2 separate regions of the Homo sapiens genome follow, and region 1 is linked to region 2. A link is a loop called in an ENCODE intact Hi-C map of the cell type or tissue named here. Cell type or tissue: heart left ventricle. All regions are shown on one strand. Links, peaks and the distances in the headings refer to the core of each region. The heading gives the core; the rest is flanking DNA. Region 1 overlaps DCAF8 (DDB1 and CUL4 associated factor 8). Region 2 overlaps COPA (coat protein complex I subunit alpha).

Region 1 (8,491 bases), core at 1,517-6,516, 72 kb after region 2:
TAATGTTGCTTCTAATTGGTTTGGACATAAGGAGGCTAGACTAACTGTTTTTAAGATTTCAGGCAACTTCAAAAGAAGCACAAATGCCTTGTTAGGGAGTCAGGGAAAGCCCTCTTTAGTCAGTGGTCCTGAATTGCTTAAAATAGGGAGTGACCTTATACCTCTAGGAAGGAGGAGTAAACAATTCTTTTAGATGAGGCAGAAGAGGAGGAATGGTGGTAGTAACTAGCCCAAGATTGGCCTGTTTTGTTCCATGTCTGTGGTTCCCAAACTTTGGGGCACATTGAAATCATCTGATGTGTTTTGTTTTGTGTTTATGAGACAGGATCTCACTCTGTTGTCCAGGCTGGAGTGCAATGGTGCAATTATGGCTCACTGCAGCCTTGACCTCCCAGGCACTGCAGCCTCAACCTCCCGGGCTCAGGTGATCTTCCCACTTCAGCCTCGTGAGTAGCTGGGACTACAGGTGCATGCCTCTACACCTGGCTAATTTTTGTATTTTTTGTGGAGATGGGGTTTCACCATGTTGCCCAAGCTGGTCTCTAACTCCTGGGCTCAAGTGATCCGCCTGCCTCGACTTCCCAAAGTGCTGGGCATGAGCCACCAATCCCAATCCTGGTGTTCTTTTAAAAATAACAGTTTGGCCTTAACCCCATATATTCTGATTTAATAGGGATGGACTGCAACTTGAGCACTGAGATTTTTAAAAACTACCCACATGATTCTAATGTCCAGGAAAGTTGAGGAATCATTTCTCTATTGTTACCACTCCTAGCAGATACCTGTCATGATTTTGTCTTGGAGATAGCAGTTAGAGGTTAGTTTTATTTTTTTTCCTGAGCTGGTAAGAAGGGAGGGAAAAATCTGTTCTTGGATCTCAGTACACAGGCAGATAAAGGAAGGGTGCCAGTCTCATGGCCAATATTGTACTGACCATAGTCATTGGAACTCTTGGCTTCTTTTACTGATTCCGGAGAGTGGAGCCCTGTTAATGGTAGCAAGCACAGATCACTTGCTTCTCGAGGCAGTTGTGGCATATACCTTCATCAGTCTCAGATCAGCTGATGACCCAGAAATATTGACAAGGTACCAATGAAGTCCACATATCAAAGATAATCCTAGGCCATAAGACAGTGCTGCCTAAGAGTAGGCAGAGCTGGGATGATTCAGGGTGGGACAGGTAAGAGATTAGAGAGGCCTGTGGTTACTTGATAGGGTATAAACTTGAGAGACTAAGGCTGCTGCTAAAGGACTGCAGATTCCTCTGCCCTAAGGAGCGAGCTCTTTGGGAGAATATAAATCATCTCTTGGGACTGGTGTGATTCCTATAACTATCTGTTAAACATGCATAATCTAGCTGATTTAGAGTTTGTGAATAACTAAATTCCCTTTGAGATGAATGTATATAGGCCTGATGCCAACCCTCATGTGGTTTCTTCCCTCATTTATCATTTCAGTAAAAGGCGTCAATTTCTATGGCCCCAAGAGTGAGTTTGTGGTGAGCGGTAGTGACTGTGGGCACATCTTCCTCTGGGAGAAATCATCCTGCCAGATTATTCAGTTCATGGAGGGGGACAAGGGAGGCGTGGTGAGTATGGTGTGCTGAGCTGGCTGGCTCCCTAATCTCTCCAGTCATTAAGGTAGGTTTTAGCAGGGACACTGAATTCTCACTGTGACTACATGATACCATGTTTTAGAGGTCCAGCCAGCCATAAAAGACTAGTTAGCCTGGAGGTGCTGAGTTTTTGATGGAGTATTTTCTTCCTGTTCCTATCTTCTGTCCCTGTAAAGCACAGTTTATTGAGACAAGAAAGGGATCTTAGGGAAGAACCTCTGTCCTGTCCTGAGTGATGTAACTTATCTCTAGACGTGCACCTTTTCCAAATGAAAAAGCGTTAGTGTTCAGGGCGTACCCTCCTACACAAGGCTAAAGATTTCTCCATGTCTCTTCCCTTTAAACTAAACTAAGTAGTGATCTTGGCTGGATCTTAGATTAGCAGATAAAAGCTATAAAGAGCATTTTTTGGACAGTTGGGAAAATTAGAATATGGTTTATACATTAGATAACATGGTATTCAATATTAAATTGATTTGATTACTTAGAATATTCTTGTACTTAAGAGATACATGTTGAAGTATTTAGGGGTGAAATGTCATGCGTACATTCAAATAGATAACAAACACATATACATGTGTACATATAAGGAGAACGCAAATGTGGCAATTGTTTTTTAGTAGCTGAGCAGTCTGCTTGCTGTATAACCCATGATCGTATCATAGTCTGCCTGGCCTTTGAGTTCTGCAGCCCTCTGTGGAGTTAGGGCAAAAAGGAAGAGTGAGAATCGAGTTAGGGAATGAAGAGCAATCAGCTCTTAAGATGTATCTGGTTAACCTTATCTTTTTTTTTTTTTTTTTTTTTTTGAGACCTAGAATTAGGAAGGAGTTCAATCGCTTTCTGTTACAAGGTTTTTGGACCACAGGAGATGGGAAAAACACAGTTTGGAAGACTAAATTATACTGATTGCCCAGAATAGTCTGGTTATCCAAGGCCTCTAAGGAATGACTGAGACAGCTAAGTCTCTCTTCCTTTTTATTCCTTCTTAGCTGTGGGGAACTTCAAAGAGCCTAGCCATCTCTTGATGAGGTTTTTTCAGAGAGTGGTTTTAGAATTTAGAATGGTTCTTTGCAATCAGGATCCCATTCCTTATGTTTTTCTTGCCCTGGTGAAAGGGTATTTCAAATTTTCTTCTGGTTTCCTCTAAATTTCAGGGACCTGGGACCTGCATAGATCTAGGGTTTTTATGGTTTGAATACAAATGGAGAGGAGTCTAGAAGTTCAAGGTGTGTCTCACTCTTCCCTGCTTCATTTCCAACTCTTCCATAGGTCCCCCTGTGTCATCTGCAGTGAACAAACCCAAAACACTTGAGTCTTAATGGGAATTATGCAATAGGCATTTAGAGAAAGGAAGTCAGAAGGGGCCAGTGAATTTTTTCTTGACATAAGCTATTGCCTTGCATTCTGTTCCAGAGAGATGCAGGGCTGAATGCCCTCTCCCAGGCCAGCATTTGTCCATTCTCCAAAAGCATTCTGCAGGCCAGTTTGCTTTTAGCTCAGCCAATGCCAGGGTTTGATGATTAACCCATTTGCCCAGGTGAGGAAGGCATCTACTTGGGATGGGTGGGCCCCAGGCCTAAGTTTTAGTGGTCCTAAGAGTAAATGAGTAGAATAAGAGATATAGAGGCTACCCCTGAAGCAAATTTCCTTACATATTCTTGTCTCTGTGTAAGCTGAATGATCGATGTGGTCTTTTACTTGGCTCCCTCTGCTCTGTTTTTTGGTCCTAATTTTCCAGCAGTGGGGGTTACCAGGCACTACTTTCAATGTAGTAGACTCAGCAGTTCTATATCATGCAAATTGTAAATGTAGAGTAGAATGTAATTGTAACGTAGAATGTTAGAACCAAAGATCTTAGAAGTTATTTTCTGCCTTGCCCAGATCTCCTGACTGATTTGAGGATCTTTTCTTTGTTCCCATTCAGCTTCACAGGGACAAGGGTTGGGGGTGGTATCAGAGGACAGCCCCTTAGTCTCCCAAGAGCACTTTGATGCTTGATCCCATTCTCTACATTCCCCCAGCCCAGTCATCTAAGGCCAGAGCTCTTTTCTCTGCTCAGGCATTATTGACAGGATAAGTCCTGGCATTCAGACAGGTCTGGTGAAGTGACCAGGTACTCTGGCCCAGAAGTTCTCTGTCGGCTCCCCCCGCAGGCTCCAATTCAGGTACTGTATGTTATTCTCTTGTTCCTCTTGCCACTGGCTTTTTCCTTAGTCTTAAGTTCCAAGGAATTGTTCCCCTGTGTTTTTTTATTTTCCTGACTTATTCAAGCAGAGCTAGCTCAGAGTACAGGTCTGTAACAAGGGCTTATTAGGAGATAGATGAAAAAGTGCAGGTTTGTATATGTAAGTTGTCCATTACTATAGATAGATACTATTCCAGGCATTGGACTTTAACTGCACTGCCTAAAAGAGCCCAAAGATAAACTTCACAATAGGCTGATATGTGGAATGGGAGGAGGAGATAAAGAACGGGGTTTCTGTTTTATTCATAAGCTCAGTCTTAGCTTCAGTCTTTTCTGAGCATTTGTTTATTTGTAAGATGGAAGTCAAAGTAAGTGGGAAGTCTGTAGGTCAGCTCTATTTTCCATGCCTGCCCTTGACTTCTCCTCAGCTGTTCTCTGCCTGTGCAGGTGAGGCAGCGGAGGTGGTTGGTCCAGAGAGAACTAAAAGAAGTTGTTTTCTTGGACTATAGGTCCAGCTGCAAGGCAGGGTGCCTTTCCTATGTGTTCCTCTTTTCACTAAAAGACTCAAAATGCTTTAGCAGCTAGATCTGGAACTAACTCTTCTGGATGGGGTAGGAACTTCCCTGCCCTTCCCTTAGGGAAGCTCATGTTTCCAAGTCAGACAGCAGGGGGCATTGGGTGCCTTTCGGACAGAAGGAAGCTGCCTAAGCTAGAAGGCCTGCCTGCTGGAGTTTATTTCTTTTGCCTTGTTCAGTGAATTTACCCAGAGGGTGGCTGAGATTGAGGCTTTGGGAGCCCCAAGAAGCTGCTTGGTTTTAATGTGCTGCCTTATAGCTGAGCCTGTTGTGCTCAGGGCAAGTAGTAGGATGTTCCCCCTGGGATGTGCAAGGTTCTCTCAAGCAGACATGAGCCTCCATCACTCCCACCACTCCCTGCAACTCAGCCTCCTCTTCTCAGCCTGTGCCTTCCTCCAGTTCTAGTAAACACTGCCAAATGAATATAGTTCTCCGACTCTTCTCTGGGGGTTCATTGGCAGCTGCTGCTTTCTTCATTTTTTAAAATTTATTTGCCACTTGGTGAAAGCCACTGAGATGGTTTTTTCCAGCCTTGGGCAAGTTGGAGCTTTGGAATCTGGAGTGAATGAGGTCATCTGGATTTCATTGTCTTCTTACGAAGCCAGCAGTAAGCTTGGGCAGTCCACTCACCCACCCCTAGGGCCATATCTGGGGATGAAGCCACCCCCGACCTATACATAGGAAATGATTGATGTGCCTGGTCTTATACCCAGTCTGTGTCTGGTTTCTCTACCCTCAGTGCCCTTTGGCTTAGGCTCAGGATGGGTGGGCCTCCCTTCCCCAGCAGCTGCCTCAGCCCTGATCAAGGGCAGTTATTTGGCTCAAGGTGAGTAGTGGTTTTTAAACCCTACTCCCACACACTGCTGAGTCTGTGTTTTCCTTTCTTCCTGACCAGGTAAACTGTCTTGAGCCCCACCCTCACCTGCCTGTGCTGGCAACCAGTGGCCTAGACCATGATGTGAAGATCTGGGCACCCACAGCTGAAGCTTCCACTGAGCTGACAGGGTTAAAAGATGTAAGTGGCTGACTGCAGAAGTTATTTTCTTTCTGCTTATCCACATACTGTTGATTCTTATTGTCATAGGGAGGAATAACTTGCTGCCCAGTTCTTTAAAGGCACTGCTCTAACACCCTCCCCCACATTCCTGTAATTTCCTCTGTAGGAATAGTCCTGCTCCAGGGGGCAGCTGTGAAGTGGCACTAATTTGTAATAGGATGGGGATAAGGAGCATCTTTAAGAATTATTCTGTATTAAAGCCTGCTACCTTTTCAGCAGCTGAACCTAGGGCATCATTTCCTAATCTAATGTAGCTCCACTTCAACTTAAGGGAAGCTTTTATTGGGATAGGAGATCAGCCTTCTTGATCAGGTCCCGGGTTCCTCTTCATTGCTGCCCCCTCTTCCCAACCTTTTTGGGTTCCAGGTGATTAAGAAGAACAAGCGGGAGCGGGATGAAGATAGCTTGCACCAAACTGACCTGTTTGATAGTCACATGCTGTGGTTCCTTATGCATCACCTGAGACAGAGACGCCATCACCGGGTAAGCTAGGGTTGGAAATGAATTCCCAAGGGAGTGACCCTTTTAAGAGGGCTAAAAAGTTCCAGAGTAGTGACTTCAAGCAGTAATCAGGTGATCTTGGTCGGATTTCCTATCCACTGTCCTCTGTCCCCATCAGATCCCTGATATAGCCTTGGAAGAGACATCAGCAGAAAAGGGTGGTATCTACTTTTGTCCATTGCCGTCCATGTGTAATGCTATCTTCATAAAGGCAAAAGCTGGAGGGTGGAGGAGGGAATTGAGAAGAAATAACAAGTCTCAGTGTGACCCTTCTATTTTTCCTCTTATGCCAAAAGAGGCCTAGTTCAGGGGTTGGCAAACTGGCAGTTGGCCTGCTGCTGGTTTTTGTAAATAAAGTTTCATTGGCTTGCAGCCATACCCATTCTGTGTATTGTCTGTGGCGGCCTTCACGCTACAATGAGTTGAATAGTTGCAATAAAGACCATATAGACCACAAGTCTAAAGTATTTACTCTCTGGCCCTTTAAGAAAAATTCTGCTGATCTCTGGCCTAAAGCATCTAAATTCTGGCTAAGACCTAACAGGCTTGTCCTTGTTCCATCCAGGGAAGTTACTAACAAGCCTTTCCCATCCACAGCGCTGGCGAGAACCTGGGGTTGGGGCCACAGACGCGGACTCTGATGAGTCTCCCAGCTCCTCAGACACATCGGACGAGGAGGAGGGCCCTGACCGGGTGCAGTGCATGCCATCTTGAGGCCTCATACCTAGGTGGGGCAGGCTGGGGCTGCCAACCTGATCCTGCCTGGGCAACCCTTTCCTGTCCCAGGCCCTACATTCAGCAGAAACGCACTTTGGACTTTTTGCTTTAGATAAAAGAAAGACATCCCAGGAGAAGGACAAACCAGAGGAGTGAACCAACAAAGAGTACCTAGGAATGGGAGTTGAGCCCTGGAATGGGGCTCTATGGAGAGGTGCATAGGACTCGGCAGAAATGGCCTCTCCCCAAAGCCTCTTTTTGAGAGGAGAGGGAAGCCTATTTTGTTAACTGGTTTGGGATAGGGAATGGGGTTTCTTTTTCTTTAATCTCCCTTGTTTCTTGGGCTGGGGGAGGGGTGGGGGGAACAACTGGCTATTCAGTACCAAGGGGCCAGAGTGGAGGGTAGGAGTGCCACTCTCTCTTTGGTTTAGGTTTTTGACCTTTTCTTCCTTTGTTTTTTAAAAGTTTATGACAGTTGGCTCCCCCCCCACCCCCAGCAACCCCATCCCAGAATCCTATTTTCCTGGGAAGTCCTTAAAGCCCCTAACCATCCCACACTCTTCACTTTCCTTTCCACCTTATTCATTCTCTGTACTTACCACAGTATTTTGCACTTGATTACATATCCTTCACTCTCTTCTCTTCATCCCATCACCCCCTAAATAGGTCAGGTGAGGGAGGCTGGGAAGAGGTGGGAGGAGGGGCAGAAGTGAAGGAAGAATAGGAAGGATATTACCTCTTCTGTTATTTTTTTAAGAAACATTGTTTGGTGGCAGCAATCTCCCTGTCCCTATCACTGTTAGAGGCCTAATTTTATATCTATAAATATATTAAAAAGCAAGTCAAACTTGGATGTATCAAGGTAAAATTATTGTCAAAGTTTAAATACCTATATATTCTCTGAATGCAATAAAGGGACTTAAGAGTGAACAAGAGTAATGGTGTGGAAGTGACACCTGGGGTCAGTTTACCTCTGTGTATGGTCACTAGAGATTGGGACTTACCCTTTAGGTTTTAGGAGGCTTGAGAATGGAAGGATCCTCATTTCTGCCCTTCCTGGTTCCCTGCTTTGGTGTAGGGGTTGGGAAAAACAGGAAATTCCTCTCAGCTCTGCCTCAGATCTCCTACCTCTCCTTAAGTCTTGTAGGGGGTTCCAAGGATGGCTCTTCTAACCAGAGGCTGGCCTGTCTTTAAAACTTAACTACTTTAGGGTGGTGCCACCACTGCAGACTATTGTGGTACTTTGTGACAGAAGACATGTACACACACACCACACACATACATACACACTCTCTCACTCTGTCTCTCTTACCTTTAGCTGCTTGATCATTAAGCCATCCAACTTCATGCCAGTTCCCTTCTTTATAGAAGAGTGAAGGGAAAGACTTCCTGGGTTTGACTTAAACCTTGTCCACCTCTTGATATTTTAGGATTGAGGAATAAGTCATTAATCTAAGGACTGATTACAGTGGCTGGAGCTTGGGCACTTGTCTTATCACTGGTCACTGAGTCTGAAAGTCCCAGCTGAATTCTTGCCCTTAAGTGCTTTTGCTGCTATTTTTTTGCCCCCAGTTCCACAAGATCCAACCAAGAATTCTGTATCCTGGGACAGTCAGATTCTTCTAAATCAGGCCAGGAAGGAGGGGAAAAGAGTGAGAGAATGGTATTCCCAGATACTTCTTCCTCCTGCCCCTTTTCCCAGCAGCTCTGAGACCAGATGTTGGCTGCTGTACTTACTCCCTGAGGTAGGGAATGTGTGGTGATCGAGTGGTCTGTGTTCCTATTGCTGGTGGGGTGATAGGGTGGGCTAAAAACCATGCACTCTGGAATTTGTTGTATTT
Region 2 (8,239 bases), core at 3,240-8,239:
GGGTTCTTGGGGGAAGGAGGAAGGTGAATTAAGGAGAAAGAGAACTTAAGAGAAAAGACCTAACTTGGTGTCTCTTACTTGGTGCAGCTGAGATCAGAAAGGACATGAGTGGCCACTATCAGAATGCCCTATACCTGGGTGATGTGTCAGAGCGTGTGCGGATCCTGAAGAACTGTGGACAGAGTAAGTATCCGAGACTTGCCAGCTTTTTCAGGGTCTGAGGAAGTATTTTTCTGTTTTTGTTGAGTTAATCTGTGTATAGTGGTGAGGGATTTCTCTTTATTGTGCATTTTTTTAGGAGAGACAACATGCTCCTACTGTGCTTAGAAGATTTTCTTCAAAGCCAAAGGGAGGTGCAGCCAGAATATTCAGTCCAGCCAAACACCCTTAGGAGAATAGTTATTCATGGGGGAGATAGGAGGTTTTAAAAGGTCTTGAGTGGACGCCCTAGTAAATGCACTTGGTTGGATGCCATTAGAATTTTATTCTTTATTTTCAGTTTGGAGGTTTCACTCATTTATTCATGTATATAGTCAAGGGATATTTTTTGAGAACCCACTATATACCAAGCATTATATTAGCATTTAAGATACATTAGGAAACAAGCAAGGTGAAAGATGAGGTTTGGACCAAGGCGCTATTAGTGGAGGGGTGAGCAGTGGTCAGATTCAGGATATATTTTAAGGTAGAAACAACATGATTTATTGCGGTAACTAGATTTGAGATGTAACAGAGAGGAGTCAGGGATATCCAAGGTTCTCAGCACGGATGGATACGTCTCAAAGATAAGCAGCTATATTAGTTCTCTATTTCTGTGTAACAAATTATCCCCAAATTTAGTAGTTTAAAACCACAAACATTTATTATTTCACAATTTGTGGCATGGCTTAGCTAGGTGCCTCCGGCTTAGGATCTCTCATGAGGCTACAGTCAAAGTGTTGGCCAGAACTGCAGATATCTGAAGACTCACCGGGGAGAGAATCTACTTCTGCACTCACTCAATGGCCATTGGCAGCCCCCATGTCCTTGCTCCCTGTTGTCTAAGAAACATCACTTTCTTTTCGTGTTGACCTCTCCATAGGAGTTTGTAACGTGGTAGCTAGTTTCCCTTACAGCAAGTGAGCAAAAGAGGGCACCCCAAGATAGAAGCCACAATCTTTGTAACCAGATCTAGGAAGTAACATCCCATCACATCTGCCATGTTCCATCCATTAGAAGCTATTTAATAAATCCAGCCCACACTTAAGAGGTGGGTATTTTGCAACAACTTGAATACCAGGAGTCAGGGATTACTGGGGGGCCATTTCAGAGGTTGCTTACCACAGCAGCATGCATTTGGAAATGTACCTATACCACAAAGTCTGTTTTCTCTACAGAGTCCCTGGCCTATCTCACAGCTGCTACCCATGGCTTAGATGAAGAAGCTGAGAGCCTAAAGGAGACATTTGACCCAGAGAAGGAGACAGTGAGTCTTTATTTACATAATTGTCTCTTATTACAGGATTAACTCTAGGATCTTAGAACAATTTAAAATTATGAATGTCACTCTCCCACCTGGTTACCAGGAGAGGCAGAGAAACAAATGAGATCAAAGGAGGCTCCATAACTTTCCTTACGTGACTTCCAAGTGCTATTTGTTTTTAGCCTCTTTTCTTCTACTATTCAGATCCCAGACATTGACCCTAATGCCAAGCTGCTCCAGCCACCTGCACCTATCATGCCATTGGATACCAATTGGCCTTTATTGACTGTATCCAAAGGATTTTTTGAAGGCACCATTGCCAGCAAAGGTAAGTACCTATTTCTCCCATAGCACTTTTGTTGTTTGTTTTGTGAAGAACTGTCCTAGAGAATACCATTAGCATTTAGTTTAACTTGTCCTTTTTTTCTGCATGGAGCCTAATGGAATATTGAAATGCCAGTCATTTATGGTGCAGTCTTAAAAACTTAAGATAGCATTTTCAGGTCATTAAAGAAAATTTGGAAAATAGGGAGAAAAAAAGGGATCCCTCTACTACCATCAATAACTTCGGTTAATATTTTGGTGTATTTTCTTAGGTTTTACTATATATGTAGTCATGTTCTTTGTTCAGTATTTTATCATTCATGACATACAATCTTAAAGGTACTAATTCAACTACCTGTAATTCCGGTATGTGGGTATAGGCAGATGTGTGCTATCACCCTCCACCACTTCCACCCTTAACCTCCTCCTGTTTTCTGGGTCTCCTAGTTCATTTCCCGTGAGTAAGAGCCTAAACAGACTCTTGAGCATTTTGTGCCAAACCCCACTCTTTTCTCCACCTCCTCTATCTACCCTATGCCTGATGCCCTGTACACATTGTAGTGGTGGTAGCTTAGCAAAGCGCTCAGGAAGAAATTCAAGAGTTGGTAGCCAAAGGCTGGTAAGTACAAATTATTTAAGAGCCAGTTTTTGGTAGCAGGAAGGCCAGTTCCTTCCATCTGTCTTCTATTCCCTCCCTCTGTGAAAGCTACTGCAAGTTAGCATAACATATATACCACAAAAATAAATAATACACAAAAATAAATAGTAAGTAGGCAGAAGCTTGGCACCTGTTTTTGAAAGGATTTAACCTGCCTACAGAAAAGGCCGTATCTCAGACTTGCTGGACTATAACCAGTTCCGTTCTGTTCCTTCCCTCTGTAGGGAAGGGAGGAGCACTGGCTGCTGACATTGACATTGACACTGTTGGTACAGAGGGCTGGGGAGAGGATGCAGAGCTGCAGTTGGATGAAGGTAAAAGTGCTGTTTTAAGACTGTTCTGGGGTGATGGACACCTTGGATTGGGACTGGGTTGTGGGTAGCTCTGCAGACTTCCAGGCCATGAAACGAACTAGGATTGATTTTACTTCCTTTGGCTAAGATTATGCCACTGCCCAAATCTGTTTTGAGCTTGAATTTTCCTTACAGATGGGTTTGTGGAGGCTACAGAAGGTTTGGGGGATGATGCTCTTGGCAAGGGACAGGAAGAAGGAGGTGGCTGGGATGTAGAAGAAGATCTGGAGCTCCCTCCTGAGCTGGTATGTGGAATTTGTACCCTTAGAAGGTTCTCTCCGTATCTCCCTGTGGAAGCCAGAGGCCTTATTGTCCCCTACCACTATCCTCAGGTCTCCTATCCTATCCCCTACCACTATCCTAAGGTCAGCCCTTCTGGGAAGGGGACTAGACCCTCCTAGTCTGATGCTTATCTCCCATTTGAAAGAAGGAAGATGGCTGGGCACGGTGACTCATGCCTGTAATCCCAGCACTTTGGGAGGCTAAGGCAGGACAATTGCTTGAGCCCAGGAGTTCAAGACCAGCCTGGGCACCATAGCAAGACCCTGTCTCTATTTTAAAAAGTAAAAGAAGCAGGAAGAACGAGAGAGTCAAAGTTAGTGGCCTTGTCACTTCCATCTATCCTGATATGCTCCAAGAGGAGAGGATGTAGGACTTATCTCTAATCTGATGCTTAACTCCCATTTGAAAGAAAGAAGAATGAGGTAATCAGCGTTCTGCCAGCAGCAGCTTATGAGAAGGTAGCAAGCTGTTTCATCTGAATTGGAGTTTTTGATATGTCATTTTGTCACTGGTGAGGTGGCTCCTATTTTGGCAGCCTTCTCCCACAACTATCACCCCTCTTCCTCAGTGGGGGCAGGGAACAATGTAAATGGTTGTGTTCTAGATTCAACAGAACAAAGTGCTTGAATGGCTTAAAAAATTACTCAATTTGGCTGGGCACAGTGGCTCACGCCTGTAATGCTAGCACTTTGGGAGGCTGAGCCAGGCAGATCACTTGAACTCAGGAGTTGGAGACCAGCCTGGGCAACATGGCAAAACCCCATCTCTACAAAAAAATACAAAAATTAGCCAGGTGTGGTGACTCATGCCTGCAGTCCCAGCTACTCGGGAAGCTGAGGTTGGAGGATTGCTTGAGCATGGGAGGCAGAGGTTGCAGTGTGCCGAGATCATGCCTCTGTACTCCAGTCTAGGTGACAGAGTGTGACCCTGTCTCAAAAAAAAAAAAAAAATTACTCAATACTCAATTTTTGTTTTTCCCCTAGGATATATCCCCTGGGGCAGCTGGTGGGGCTGAAGATGGTTTCTTTGTGCCCCCAACCAAGGGAACAAGTCCAACTCAGGTAAGCGGGAAGAAACCTAGCACGGCAGGGATGAGTGGCTAATACTTGATTGGTATATAACAGGTGTTGGCTACTTTTCTACTATAGTTACAGAGGAGAATAGAGAAGGGACAAAGTTTCACTTGGCTTGGGTTTTTTTGTTTCTTGTTAGATCTGGTGTAATAACTCTCAGCTTCCAGTTGATCACATCCTGGCAGGCTCTTTCGAAACAGCCATGCGGGTAAGTAACCTTGGCTTTTCCTCTTGAGTGTGCCTAGCCCAGGGTCCCCGGGAGATGGTTGACTCATTTTAATCAAGGGAAATTATCCTACCCATAAGGGGAAAGGTGTATATTTTTCATGAAAACTCTTTATCTTTGTTAAGTACACTTGCCTTCCTGTTATCTGCCTTCCACTTGGCCTAGTAATCTCTTAGGGCATATCCTTCAGTCATCTTCCACCCATTTATAGCTTGCTTTCTGGCTCATATCAGTGAGATAAGTACCCCTTTCCAAGCAGAGGTCTGTTTTGAACACTAAGCCAGTATTGTTATAATAACAACAATAATGATAACACTGCAATAACTGCTAACGTTTATTTAATGTTCACTGTGTGCCAGGCACTATCCTAAATACTTTAATAGGTATCATTAAATGAGGTAGGTCTTACAATTAAGTGTATTTTACTGATGAGGAAACGTGAACAGAGAAATTAATTACCTTGCCCAAGGAAAAGTAGCTTTTTATGCAGCAGGGCCAAAATCCTTGTTTCTTTCCTTCTGTTCCAGCTCCTTCATGACCAAGTAGGGGTAATCCAGTTTGGCCCCTACAAGCAACTGTTCCTACAGACATACGCCCGAGGCCGCACAACCTATCAGGCTCTGCCCTGCCTACCCTCCATGTATGGCTATCCTAATCGCAACTGGTAAGGCCCTTTTCTCTTTGCTTTCATCTGTTCCAAGTTGTGGTCGATATTTCAGATGGTAGCCTCAGTGACATAGTCAGAATTCTCTCAGAGCTAGGGTTTCCCAGTAGAAAAAGATCTTTGGTTTGTTACTCTATGGGGTTGGTTTACACCTGCTGTCATCCTCTTCCCCAGCTACTTTAACAGGAGACAGGAGGGTAGCTATGAGGATGTTTGCCAGAAAAGGAAATTGGGTCCTAGTTGCCTACTGACTATCCTGTCTTCTTCCTACTTTTCCCTTTCCAGGAAGGATGCAGGGCTGAAGAATGGTGTACCAGCTGTGGGCCTGAAGCTTAATGACCTCATCCAACGGTTGCAGCTGTGCTACCAGCTCACCACAGTTGGCAAATTTGAGGAGGCTGTGGAAAAATTCCGTTCCATCCTTCTCAGTGTGCCACTTCTTGTTGTGGACAATAAACAAGAGATTGCAGAGGTAGGAGGGTCTAGCCGCTGTCCCAGTTCTGGGCACTTCCACATTCTTGTCTCTGTATCCTGACCTTCTGCCCCCTCTACAGGCCCAGCAGCTCATCACCATTTGCCGTGAGTACATTGTGGGTTTGTCCGTGGAGACAGAAAGGAAGAAGCTGCCCAAAGAGACTCTAGAACAGCAGAAGCGCATCTGTGAGGTAAGATCTATAGGACCCTGAGCACAACAGAGACGTCCTTCCCTTCACCCTTCACTAGGTTTGAATTCTTTAATTTCAAACCCAGATCTGAGTGGGGATGAAGAGAAATTTAGGCCCTTCATTTCTATGAGGGGAGGATACATTTCTTCATCCTACTTCCTCATCTCACCAGTCCTCCATACCTAGGAGGTAGAAGACCTCTCAGCTTTATAGCCCATCATCCTATTTTGTGTTGTGTTTTTTATGCATGTGTAGCAGCTTAGAAATGACTTCTACCAGGTGTAGCATCAACCTGGCATGTGTTCCTTTTTCTGTCCACCAGATGGCAGCCTATTTCACCCACTCAAACCTGCAGCCTGTGCACATGATCCTGGTGCTGCGTACAGCCCTCAATCTGTTCTTCAAGCTCAAGAACTTCAAGACAGCTGCCACCTTTGCTCGGCGCCTACTAGAACTCGGGCCCAAGCCTGAGGTGGCCCAACAGGTAGATGGAACTCCTTCAGTGACCATAGGGAAGCCAGATCAGCTCTTACATGGAGGGAGCAGACCAAGGTCCTTGCCTCTGAAACAAAGCAATAAATAACAACATTCAACAAAAAGCCAACAGAATGCTACCCTCTGTTTACTTCCTGACTTGGTGTTTCCTTTGTTCCTGGAAAATTAATAGTTTATTGAGACATGGCACTCGTCTAAGAGTGCCGTGCAACCTAGAATAGCTCCACTGCAGCTGAAAGTAACCCCAGTCCTGTCCTTAAGCTCCAGATATCCCATCACAACCACCACAAAGCTTCACATACACATCTCATTACTTGTGTCCTCCAAATGCATTCTTTTTGGGTGATGGAAGTCTGTTTTAACCCTTTCTAGGACCTGACCCTGATAATCTCTAGAGTTGGTGGAGGAATGTGGGTCTAGATTATGGAGCCACTTTTGTATTGAGAAGGGGAAAGTTTGATACAATAGGAATGGTGATTGTTAACCCTTCACATACATCCAGTACAGAGGTTGGGACCTCTTTTCACGCAGTACAGTTGTGTCTCACATCAACGGAACTACCAAACCATGGTGTTGGGATCCTTTGAGGTGTTGTCTGCAGCCTTCTGTCCTCCTAAATACTCCTTCCTTCCCCTAGACCCGAAAAATCCTGTCTGCCTGTGAGAAGAATCCCACAGATGCCTACCAGCTCAATTATGACATGCACAACCCCTTTGACATTTGTGCTGCATCATATCGGCCCATCTACCGTGGAAAGCCAGTAGAAAAGTGTCCACTCAGTGGGGCCTGCTATTCCCCTGAGTTCAAAGGTCAAATCTGCAGGGTCACCACAGTAAGTACTGTCCTCAATAAATATATCTAGGATATTGAGCGAAGGGGAAAAAGAAAGAAACATGGTGGTCCTTTTTTTCTTCTTGTGCTTGTCCCCTGCTCCCTGAGGCAGTGACACTGGAGAAAGCTAGAGCATCTCCCCACTGCTCTTGGCCAGTCAGTGATGAACACCCCAATACCTGTCTACTGTGCCCATTGAGGGGTATAGGGAATACATTTTCTAGGGTTCTCAATCTTACAAATCTCTAACTTGTTCCTTTGTTTGTTTTTCCACAGGTGACAGAGATTGGCAAAGATGTGATTGGTTTAAGGATCAGTCCTCTGCAGTTTCGCTAAGGCCCCCTTTGTGTGCATGGGTCAGTCACCATATGTTCCCCCCAGAGAATGTGTCTATATCCTCCTTCTAACAGCACCTTCCCCCTGCAGCTACTCTTCAGATCTGGCTCTCTGTACCCTAAAACCTAGTATCTTTTTCTCTTCTATGGAAAATCCGAAGGTCTAAACTTGACTTTTTTGAGGTCTTCTCAACTTGACTACAGTTGTGCTCATAATTGTCCTTGCCTTTCCAGCTTAATTATTTTAAGGAACAAATGAAAACTCTGGGCTGGGTGGAGTGGCTCATACCTGTAATCCCAGCACTTTGGGAGGCTACGGTGGGCAGATCATCTGAGGCCAGGAGTTCGAGACCTGCCTGGCCAACATGGCAACACCCCGTCTCTAATAAAAATATAAAAATTAGCCTGGCATGGTAGCATGCGCCTATAGTCCCAGCTGCTCAGGAGGCTGAGGCATGAGAATCGCTTGAACCTAGGAGGTGGAGGTTGCATTCAACTGAGATCATACCACTTCATTCCAGCCTGGGTGACAGAGCAAGACTCTGTCTCAAAAAAAAAAAAAAGGAAAACTCTGTGATGGACATTTGTTTAGTAAATCCCTTCAGTATTTATCCCTCCTTTCCCCACAGCAGCTTTCTTTCCTGTCAACTAGAAAGGAGCAGGATGTAATAAATACATTTTGGTGTGACTAGGCCACACCAACTCTTAATCATCTCCCATTTTCCTTAGACATTTAAATTTCAAGGCAGGTACCCTCTGTGTACTCAGAAATTTGAAGAAGTTATTTGGTTTTCCAAAATGCACACTGCGGGTTATTGATTTGTTCTTTACAACTATTGTTCTCATATTTCTCACACTAAATAAATCTCTA

Evidence for each region. Hi-C counts contacts between places; a loop is a spot of excess contacts. Peaks named below come from ENCODE experiments on the same cell type or tissue, not always from the same donor. Only the 100,000 strongest peaks of a DNase experiment are listed, where the experiment ranks them.
Region 1: it touches region 2 in a loop (3-fold over the local background); 10 of 110 quality-filtered maps call a loop at or near these places.

Annotation. Positions count from the first base shown.
Region 1 is chr1:160,215,748-160,224,238 of GRCh38, reverse strand. It overlaps DCAF8 (DDB1 and CUL4 associated factor 8), which reads left to right. Exons shown (of 14, transcript NM_015726.4): 11 at 1,458-1,588; 12 at 5,271-5,390; 13 at 5,799-5,915; 14 at 6,531-8,491. The coding sequence ends at 6,647. Among named protein-coding and RNA genes, the nearest start is that of PEA15-AS1, 11 kb to the right of the region's middle. In heart left ventricle, for the core only: a CTCF peak has its summit at 4,475 (motif pointing right); no DNase peak of the experiment used is centred there; H3K27ac peaks cover 1,988 bases.
Region 2 is chr1:160,289,287-160,297,525 of GRCh38, reverse strand. COPA (coat protein complex I subunit alpha) reads left to right here. Exons shown (of 33, transcript NM_004371.4): 21 at 88-183; 22 at 1,377-1,465; 23 at 1,667-1,790; 24 at 2,669-2,758; 25 at 2,933-3,042; 26 at 4,063-4,140; 27 at 4,292-4,360; 28 at 4,906-5,042; 29 at 5,328-5,514; 30 at 5,597-5,707; 31 at 6,030-6,191; 32 at 6,840-7,034; 33 at 7,310-8,239. The coding sequence ends at 7,369. It overlaps LOC107985219 (a long non-coding RNA gene), which reads right to left. Exons shown (of 3, transcript XR_001738265.2): 3 at 4,700-6,269. Among named protein-coding and RNA genes, the nearest start is that of PEX19, 8.3 kb to the right of the region's middle. In heart left ventricle, for the core only: a CTCF peak has its summit at 6,033 (motif pointing right); a DNase peak (open chromatin) is centred at 6,115.